2 separate regions of the Mus musculus genome follow, and region 1 is linked to region 2. Evidence: chromatin loops called from intact Hi-C (ENCODE). Cell type or tissue: gastrocnemius. All regions are shown on one strand. Links, peaks and the distances in the headings refer to the core of each region. The heading gives the core; the rest is flanking DNA. Region 1 has its middle 4.5 kb from the start of 9330159F19Rik. Region 2 has its middle 36 kb from the start of Soga3.

What was found. Peaks named below come from ENCODE experiments on the same cell type or tissue, not always from the same donor. Only the 100,000 strongest peaks of a DNase experiment are listed, where the experiment ranks them.
Region 1: a loop joins it to region 2, with 10 times the contacts of the local background. A loop is called at or near these places in 11 of 42 quality-filtered maps.

The regions. Positions count from the first base shown.
Region 1 is chr10:29,204,485-29,209,875 of GRCm38, reverse strand. It overlaps a transcript of 9330159F19Rik not described here. Among named protein-coding and RNA genes, the nearest start is that of 9330159F19Rik, 4.5 kb to the left of the region's middle. In gastrocnemius, for the core only: a CTCF peak has its summit at 2,918 (motif pointing right); a DNase peak (open chromatin) is centred at 2,943; H3K27ac peaks cover 2,581 bases.
Region 2 is chr10:29,105,009-29,110,399 of GRCm38, reverse strand. No RefSeq gene overlaps it. Among named protein-coding and RNA genes, the nearest start is that of Soga3, 36 kb to the left of the region's middle. In gastrocnemius, for the core only: a CTCF peak has its summit at 3,240; no DNase peak of the experiment used is centred there.

The DNA of each region.
Region 1 (5,391 bases), core at 116-5,115, 100 kb before region 2:
GACACAAACCCATAAACAATAACTGAAGAGAAGAAAGACAAAAGGCCTTTTCCATAATTCTATCAGAAAGTCAAATAGCATTTGGCTGACTTTCAGAAGCTATGTTGTGCTATGGACTCTGGTCTTCCCTGTGGCTTTTTCAATATCCTTTTTCCTGTGCTAATAAAAAAGAACTACAGTCCCCCCCTTTTTTTTTTAGCTTCTTATACTGTATGTAGGTTTGCCAATGAGTCACTTCAAATTTAACACTAATGTGAATATCTTCTAGCCCTTTCTGCTGAATAATTTTGTAAATATATGTACATACATACATATTCTCTTGGTCTCTGTCTCTGTCTCTGTCTCTGTCTCTGTCTCTGGAGTAAGCACATCAACAAACTGATAGGATATAAAGACAACAACTGTTCAAAACTGCTTTAAAGAGCTTCCAAGCAATTCATTTTAACAAGAGGGGCTATCGTTATATGCACAAGATATATAAACTGAAAAAAAAACTAATGATGGTGTATGTACTCCCACAGCAATGGTGATAATTTTAGTTCTTAAATGATTTAACATTTTAAAGTGTGAAAATGAGAACGATTTTATAGAAAACACGTCATTTATTGTGTAATGCAGATGATTTGTAAGCCATTTGAACATTTGAATTCATCTCAAAATAACAAACACACCCAAATTATTGGTCTCCATTTTAGAAATAGTTTTACTCACAACTGCATGCCTGCTAACCCAATTTCAAAGTGGAACAGAATATACACAATACTTAATAAGAGTTAATAGAGAAAGACCAGCTACCATTAAGAAACAATACAGCAAATTATAAAAAAAAAGGTTTAAAAACGTTTGTATGTATGATAACAATAGCCATGAGTTAGAACATTTTGGAAAAGTAGAAGAAAGACACTGAACACATAAATGGCATGAGCAGGTGTTTCCAGAGTCACCAAATTTAGAGCCAAAAAGAGCCTCTGGGGTCATCTAGCTAACCTTCTCAGTTTACAGTGAAGGGGGAGACCCTGTCATGAGATCATCTGTTCAAGGCCACTAATTACACTAAGAATAGAATCCCGGTCCTCTCATCCCCAGGGCAGCGCTGTGAAATTTAAAATTCCAACCAAGTCAAGAGACAAGACTCAAGATCAGGGATAAGGATGTTGGCTCTGACTGGATAATAAGATGCTGGCTTCTGGCTTTGCCAAATCTGTCTGAGTTAGTTGAATCAAGGGAGTCCATAGTCTATCTGTCAAGTGTGCCATAAAACACCATATAGTTGAGAGTTTATTTGCTACTTAGATAAAGAGACTTGGAGCCTGGGGAGATGGCTTAATGGGTAATAGTGTTAGTCACATAAGCTTAATAACCTGCTTCAATCCCTGAAAGCAGTGTGAAAAGCTGAATGAGGTGGTATGCATCTGTGACCCTAGCACTTCCATAGAAAGATGGGAGGCAGGGTTAGAACTGTCCTGAAGCTGGCAATGCACAGCATAGCATCAGAGACTTGGTACCCTATGTCAACATATGTGGCATATGTGAGGACTGATGTCTCACAGCTGCACTCTGACCTCTGCTCTTCAAGCTAAAACAACTCTGGCTGCTATAAGACTGGGAATATATGAGTTCATGCTTGTACAGTTTTTCTTCCTTCTTTACCATTCAATAATATTTACAGTGTGTTTCTGTTTTCTATAAAAATGACATGAAAATAACCGAGAGCACAGAATAATGTTGGAGTGAAAAGAAAACTCATTCTTTTCAGGCTAAAGTTGGAGGCCATACTATAGTATTATATTATATATTATATATTATATTATAGTATTATAGTATTATAGTCATTCTTTCCACAGAAAGCTTTTTGATGTTGCTGTTTGTTTTGATTTTTAACATAGAGTTTCTCTGTGTAGCTCTGGCCATCCTGGAACTCACTATGTAGACCAGGCTGGCCCTGAACCTGTCTATCAAGTGTTGGGATTAAAGGCATGTGTGCCACCACCACCCATCCTTCCTTACAGAGCAATGTCTGCCTTGTATAGATTCTTTAAGGTCAGATCTGAGGAATTTCAGTTAATATTCAACTTATAAAACATTGATGAGTGGCAACATCATCTCAGGTCACACTCGGGGGTGGGGGGAGGGCGGATTTGAGGAATAAGACAAATTCATGAATTACAAAAGCTACTGTGAGGAGTCAAAGAAATGGGGTCCACAGCACAACTCCTCAAGTCTCTTTTCTTGTAATTAAGTACAGCGTTCCACCCAGGGATTCAGTTTAGCATTACAACCAGCCATAGCTTACACTGCTTGGAGGTTTATACTGAACTATTCGTGAAAACTAGGAACTTTGAACTTTTTCAATCAGTTCATCCAGTGTGGACTCCCGCCCCCATCAAATGTGGTCCTATGTTTTCTGCATCCTAGAAACGCAGAGCTGTAAGTGTGTGTTAAGAGAATAAAAATGACTTTGATGCATATGAGGCTCTGACTGGGTAAAAGTTGGGATGGCTACACCAAGGACATTTTCTCCTAGGAGTTACATACTTAGGCTATTACATTTCAGCTAGTGCACTGTTTTCCAAGCACTGGATGTTTTTTTACCAAGAATCATGGGATGCTGGCTTCTTCTATTCTGAGGTCTGGTGACATGACAATAGCTATTTTAGCCAAGCCTTACATAGGCACTTCGAGATGTAAGAAATAGTTCAAAGAAACACTTTTGAACTATCAAAATTTATTTTAAATTCTAGTCCAAATTCTGAGTAAAATACTTGAGAAATGTGTGTTATTTAAAATTACAAAAATACATCCCTTTAAGCTTTTCAAATTGGTGTTTAGCATCTAATTCTATTATTTACAGATTCATGACTTGTTGATGACCCAAGAATGAAAGTAAGGAGGGCATTCTGCTAAGGGTGTCTATTTAGTATTTGCCACTAGATGGCAAGCCTGAGTCACTTCTCTTTGCTTGTAAGTTCTGAGGCCCAGACTGGCCATTTAGGGAGTGATTTGGAGGAGCAGGGACTAGTCCTTAGTGTTCTAAAAATGTGGCTATCCCACAGGCAATAGCATTATGTTTCCAAAAGTTGTCTGCTACAATGGTAGTGATATAAGAAGCCAACTGATGGTGCTTCAGAGACAGCACAGAAAAGGAGAGTCACCACCATATAAAAAAGACTAGAAGGAACAAGTTGGGAGCATAAGATAGCTTTCTGTTTCACTTATATGTCGTGGTTGAGAAAGAAGAGCAAGGACTGAAAAGGAAGAAGCAGGGCTGGGGCCTAGATTCTGAGGCCATTATGTAGAGTGGGAAGATCTGTGGCATTGTTAGTGAGAAAGTCCTAGTGATGAGAGAGAGGCCTGAGGTCACACCTCAGAGTAATCAGAAATCTTCTACAGCTGCCAGACTCATCCCCCAAGGTCAAGGCATAGTTCAGTATCTGATGAAGTCAGGAGGCACTTTGCATACCTGTCAGCCTGTCTGTGTTTGAACCTTATAGTATAGCATAGTTCTTGATGCTTTCTGGACAGTTTGCACAATCATATTCCTAAAGCTTTGCTTTTTCTACTGCAGTTATTTGGAACGCACTGTGATAATTTGAATCTACCTACTTTCTAAAACTTCAGTAATTTCAAACAAGAAGCCCCAAGTCATGGAGCTTATACATAAACATTTCCAGATGTAAGAAATAGTCCACAGAAACACCTTTGAACTATCAAATTTTATTTTAAGTTCTAGCCAAAATTCTAGTAAAATAACACCATATTTGAGAAATGGACCTATTTTGGAATCAATCGCATCCCTTCTAAAGTTAGGGGATGATCAGAAATATGAGTTTATCTCTGGTAGTATGCTCTCACAGCAATACTGTGCGGCAAGACTAGGAAGGTAATCAACTCCATCCAACTCCGCCCTTTGCCTGCCTCACTGTGGCTTCTTCACCCAGATAGAGTCCAAGGCTGTGAGAATAATGGGATGGCTCTCCAAGTGTTAGCCCTAACCCCAGTAGGTGATACAACTCCAAAGGAAGGTGTTCAGATGCTTAGAGCTCACCTAAACTCCAGAATAAATTAGTTTCAGTACTACTTTGGCAATTCTACGTAACTGGTCTATTTTAAAGGCATTTGTTTTCTGTTCAAGAGTTAATAGGGAAGAGAGGCCCCTTGGTCTTGCAAAATTTATATGCCTCAGTATGGGGGAATGCCAGGGCCAAGAAGTGGGAGTGGGTGGGTAGGGGAGTGGGGACTTTTGGGATAGCATTTGAAATGTAAATGAAGAAAATGCCTAATTAAAAAAATAAATTAAAAAAAGAGTTAATAGTATAAATAAAATGTCAACGACATTTTTCAAAAACCAAAGCAAAACAATAATCATGAAAAAGAGAAACTACACAGAACTTAGTTTGTGGTTGATATACAAAATACCACATGTGTGTGTGTGTGAGTCCCCCATGTCTGTCTGTCTGTCTATCTATCTATCTATCTATCTATCTATCTATCTATCTATCTATCTATCTATCTATCTATCATCTAGCTACATATGCTCAAGCAGAGAGGGTATTGATGGAAACTTATTAGGTAACATAGCAGGAACCATTTGAGTCTATGGCTCCACAAACTTTCAGTATGGCCATCATGAAAAAGAGCCACTCGTACCTCCTCCCCCTCCTAACTGTTGACACAAAAGCACTATGTAGACGCACATGGATGCTACTGCGTTCGTTGAGGTGTATTCAGAACGTGAAGTATCCTTCCTGTGTTTCTCTCTGAAATCTTTCAAGTGTCATGAGAATACTGGGGTACATTATCATCAAACTGTATATGAAACCATTTCATCTACTCCAAACCAGATTACAGATTAAAACTGCTTATCTCCCTGTACCTTTCTTGCCTGTAATGAGGGCTCGAAGAGATATGTCTTTATGCATAGTGGTTTTGAATTGTACCAAATTCCATTATTTTAATAAACAGTTAACTTTCCTCACATTTTACTACCCTCTACCACTCCCTGTTTATTCCCACAATCAGAGCCTGATTCTACTAGGGGAGACTTACTCTAGGAGACTGTAGCTAAGACACTGCATAGAGTGTTTGGAATTCCAAACTTCAGTGACAGACAATTAAATAGCCACATCCCAGTCTACCACATAAACTGCACATTCCTGGCTTGAACCAAAATTTCTTTGCTTAATGAGTTTCAGTCATCTTTATTTAAAAATAACCAAGCAGATTCCTGTTTTCCTTAAACCTATGCTAAATTAACCAAGACTCTAGTTTCTATGCCCAAGAAAGTGCCTTAGAAGGGAATTGCCTATAATAATTTTGGTTTAAAAAATTATCTCCAGCATGTCATTTAGATAACATAGCTTTGAAAGTGAGAATAGAAGATTCCGTGTTTCA
Region 2 (5,391 bases), core at 313-5,312:
TACTCAATAAAATTCTCACAAAACAAATCCAAGAACACATCAAAACAATCATTCACCCTGATCAAGTTGGCTTCATCCCAGGGATGCAGGGATGGTTCAATTTGTGCAAATCCATCAACATAGTCCACTATAAAAAAAAAAAACCCTCAAAGAAAAAAAACTCACATGATCATCTCATTAGATACTAAAAAAGCCTTTGACAAAATACAACACCCCTTCATGTTAAAAGAATAGGAGATATCAGAAATTAAATGTCCATTTCTAAACATAATAAAGGCAATATACAACAAACCAATAGCCAATATCAAACTAAATGGAGAGAAACTTGAAGTAATTCCACTGAAATCAGGGATAAGACAAGGCTGCCCGCTCACCCCTATCTATTCAATACAGTTTTTAAAGTTCTAGTCAGAGCAATTAGGCAACAAAAGAAGATCGAATGGATACAAATTGGAAGAAGGAATTCAAGATATCACTATTTGCAAGTGATAGGATAGTATATACAAGTGACCCCAAAAAAATCCACCAGAGAAACCCTGCATCTTATAAACATCTTCAGCAAAGTGGCTGAATATATAATTGACTCAAACAAATCATTAGTCTTCCTGTACTCAGAGGATAAATGGGCTGAGAAACAAAAATAAGGGAAACCCTTCTCAATAGTCACTAATAATATAAAATACCTTGTATTTATATTGTATTGCTTTTCAAGCAAGTGAAAGATCTGTATGACATGAACTTCAAGTCCCTGAAGAAAGAAATTGAGGACCTCAGAAGTTGGAAAGATCTCCCATGCTCATGGATTGGTAGGATTAACATAGTAAAAATGGCAATCTTACCAAAAGCAATCTACAGATTCATTGGAATCCTCATCAAAATTTCAACTCAATTCTTCATAGAGTTAGAAAGAGTAATTCTCAAATTCATTTGGAATTACATAAAACCCAGGATAGTTAAAAATCATTCTTAACAATGGCAGAACTTCTAGGGCAATCACCATCCCTGACCTCAAGCTGTACTTCACAGCAATAGTGATTAAAACACACACACACACACACACACACACACACACACACACACGGTATTGGTACAGAGACAGGCAGGTAGATCAATGAAATAGAACTGAAGACCTGGAAATAAACCCACACACTTATTTTGTTCACTTGATCTTTCACAAAGAAACCAAAACCACCTATTGGAAAAAAAGAGCATTTTCGCCAAATGGTGCTGGTTCAACTGGTGAGTAGCACATAGAAGAATGCAAATTGATCCATTCTTATATCCCTGTACAAAGCTCAAGTCCAAGTGGATCAAGGACCTCCACATAAAACCAGATACACTGAATCTAATAGAAGAGAAAGTAATAAAGAGTCACATTGGTACAGAGGAACATTTCCTGAACAGAGACTGATGGCTCATGCTCTAAGGCCAACAATTGGCGAATGGATCTTCATAATATTGAAAACTTTCTGTAAGGTAAAGGACACTGTCAATAAGAACAAAAGACAACCAACAGATTGGGGAAAGATCTTTACCAATTCTAAATCTGATAGGGGGCTAATATCCAATATATACAAAGAACTCAAGAAGGTAGACTCCAGAGAACCAAATAACCCTATTAAAAATGGGGTACAGAATCAAATGAAGACTTCTCATCTGAGAAATTCTGAATGGCTGAGACGAATTTCAAAAACGTTCTACATCCTTAGTCATCAGGGAAATGCAAATCAAAATGATGCTGAGATTCTACTTCATAATAATCAGAATGGCGAAGATCAAAAACTCAGGTGACAACAGACCCTGGTGAGGATGTGGAGAAAGAGGAACACTCCTCCATTGCTGGTGGAACTGCAAGCTGGTAAAATCACTTTAGTAATCTATCTTGCAGTTTCTGAGAAAATTGGAAACAGTTTGACCTGGAGACTCAGCCATACCACTACTGGGCAAATATAGAAAAGATGCTCCAACATATAACAAAGACAAATGCTCCACCATGTTTATAGCAGGCTTATTTATAATAAGCTAGAAGCTGGAAACAACCCAGATATCCCTCAACAGAAGAATGAATACAGAAAGTTTGGTACATTTACACAATGGGGTAGTACTCAGCTACTAAAAACAATGACTTCATGAAATTCTTGAACAAATGGATGGAACTAGAAAGTATCATCCTGAGTGAGGTAACCCTTCACTGCAAGCACAAAACAGAGCCAGTGTACAGGAAGTGGGTAAGGCCTTTTGCTCTCAGAACTCAACTCCGGTGACATACTTCCTCCAGCGAGGAAGCCTTCCCACTAAAGGCCAAGAACCCAACTATCTGGGCTTATGGGAGGTATTGCCATTCAAATAACTACAAAAGTTATCTAATATTTTTTTCATGTCATTTTCATATTAACGTATTATTGTGACTGTGTTAAAGCTGTGATATTACCAAAGTATTTTCAGTATAGGAACACTCTGCTTTGCTACGTCTCTATCCAAAGATCTTAGACATTTATGTTGCTTCCCCTACTTTATATAGCAACTCCATGTACTAAAGCCATTACATTACTAAGGAATTATGACCTTTTAATAGGCTGCAGATATCATCTCCCCCTTCAAAAGCTGTGAACTGTCAAACATCACTATTTTAGCAAGTCATGGTTTTTCTATGTAATGGAATACTTATTCTTCAAGGACAGTGACTGGATTACCATAGATATAGCCTATTGTTAACTCCTAGACTGGTGGAAATTTTATATTAGGAATATAGCTATGGACCTCCTTTGGTGGGGGGGGTCACACTAGGATTGCATCTGTGTCATGAAGGACAAGGCTTGCTTGTATTCTGCAAGTTCTTCAATCTTGCCACAATCTATGGCTTGCTTTCCTGACTGGCCCACTGACACAGGCAATATCTTGCAAATAAAAGTGTTAGATGAAAGAATTAAAATATCTAGGTACTGAGTCTGGTTCTAATTTTAACCCAATACATTATTTTGAACAAATCACTGTCTCCAGGTTGAATCTCAGTTTAGTACAATGAGTGTTTTAAAATTTATGGTATATGTGGTTCTATAACGATGTGGTTCTAAAATCTGAATTTCTCACTCATTTCAACACTATTTTGTTGTTGTTTATAACTTGTTGTCCTGGTTGGGAGAGGGGATGAGACAGGCCTATTAACTCAAGATTGTTAGGAAAGTATCTTATCTAAACATTGCTTTTGTTTGTTCTCCCTTCGCGTAGCTTACCCCCACCTAGTGGTTCAAAGATAAAATTACAACTCCTACTTGTTAGAGGATTTCATACATGTGTTGTAATCAAATCTCCTCCCTTTCCTTGTCCTCCCTTTCCTCCACCCTACTGCCTTTGTCTCTCACATTTATTTATTTTTTCAAATCGGTGGAGTCCATTTACTGCCTTTCTTATGTGCATTGATGTAGGAGCATTTACTGGAGTGAGAGTAGCTTCCCAGGGGCTGATTTCTGTAAGAAAAATGAATCTGCGCCAGTATCCACTAATCAGTGAGTGTATACCACATGTTTTCTTTTGCGATTGGGTTACCTCACTCAGGACGGTATTTTCTAGTTCTAGAAAATAATTTTTAATTAAACATTTCATATATTTCAGAAGTAAGTATAATTTTGTGTAGGAATGAACAAGAGTCAAGAATTAAGGCCTGGAATATAGGATTTGATGATGAAAAAAGGTTAGTTTTAGTTGCATCTAACAACTTTCTACGGGAATTGAATCTTAATAGAAATAAAAATAAAAATATGTTGAATAAATTTTAAACAAGTGAAATTATAAAACTTAAATATTATAAACACGTGGAGAAAAAGCAATTACTAACAATTTTGAATTAGAATAGAATAAATATGTTCAATTGGCCTGTTAATATCAAAGAGTAACATACACAGAACATCCAAATAATACACAGAATAGCCAAAATAAATGGCTGGTCTACTGTAGAATAATTTTCCCAAGTCTAGCAAGAAAATATTAAAGACTTGAAATCTCAAGGAATAAAGCAGTGATTTTCACCCTTCCTAATGCTCCGATGACTTTTTAATACAGTTTCTTATGTTGTAGTTTATATGTAGAGTAAAAGTAAGGCAAAATTGTAAGATTTTCTGACATTAAAAAAAAAAAAAAAACAAAAACCCTGAGCGCCTGGAGGGATGGCTTGGTGGTTAAGAGCCCTGACTGTTCTGCCAGAGGACCTGGGTTGGATTCCTAACTCCCACACGGTGGTTCATAACCACCTGGAGTTTTGGTTCCAGGGGATACAGTCCTCTCTTTTGACCTTCACAGGTATTGCACACATGTGGTACACAGACATACATTCAATTAAAACATCTATACACATACATTAAGAAAAAATACATACCAAGTTTTTAAAAATGTAGTTAGCCAGGCTTAAAATTGCTTCACCTTTTAAATTTGACGGAACATACTAGACTATAAAAACATTTTGTTTTGTATAATTTGTTAATGATTTTTATTTTTCCTATTACTTCATTTATTTAAAATATCTATCAAAGCTTCACAATGAAGTGCACAACTACTAAGAGGGGGCTAGAAAACAAAGTCAATATCTTACAATATACAATATCATCTTGATTCTTTTTACTATATACCACAGAACTAAACAACAATAGCAACAACCACAAGAAAACACCTACTAACATGTATAAAGTAAATATTAGTGAAACCAGATCATACAAAGTCTAGAAATCTAATCCTTCCTAACCTTTCATTATCCTTAATGAATAGGTAATAAGTTAGCATTTACTTAGAAGTGTGGATCTGGAATGGGCTTTCTTTATCTGATAGTACTGATGCTCACAGGATACCAGTATTGTAATTTTTCTCTGAAAACAAGTCAAGAAGCTAGAGTTTTTATTTTTTTTTATCAAGCTAACTTTACTAACCAAAATATACATATATGAGCAGAAATCAAGAGAAATAATATCTAATTCATTCAAATGCAATTTACAGAAATATTTTAAGGTATAATCTAGTAAGATGTTCAGGACAAAGATTCAAAGCTCCTATTCATTGTACTAAGAAATCATTTATTATGCTAACTCCTGAAATAGGAATGGAAAAGATTATAACAACCAATTACTAACAAACTTTTTGTTTGTTTGTTTTGTTTTTTGAGACAGGGTTTCTCTGTGTGGCCCTGGCTGTCCTGGAACTCACCTTGTAGACCAGGCTGGCCTCGAACTCAGAAATCCGCCTGCCTCTGCCTCCCAAGTGCTGGGATTAAAGGTATAAGCTATCACACCCGGCTTACTAACAAACTTTTGAGAAAAGCTCAAATCCACAGTGTAAGCCAAAGAGAAGTAAGTAATGACCTAACACAAGTTCTTATCAGGTACAAAACAAAGTGGTTCAGGGGTT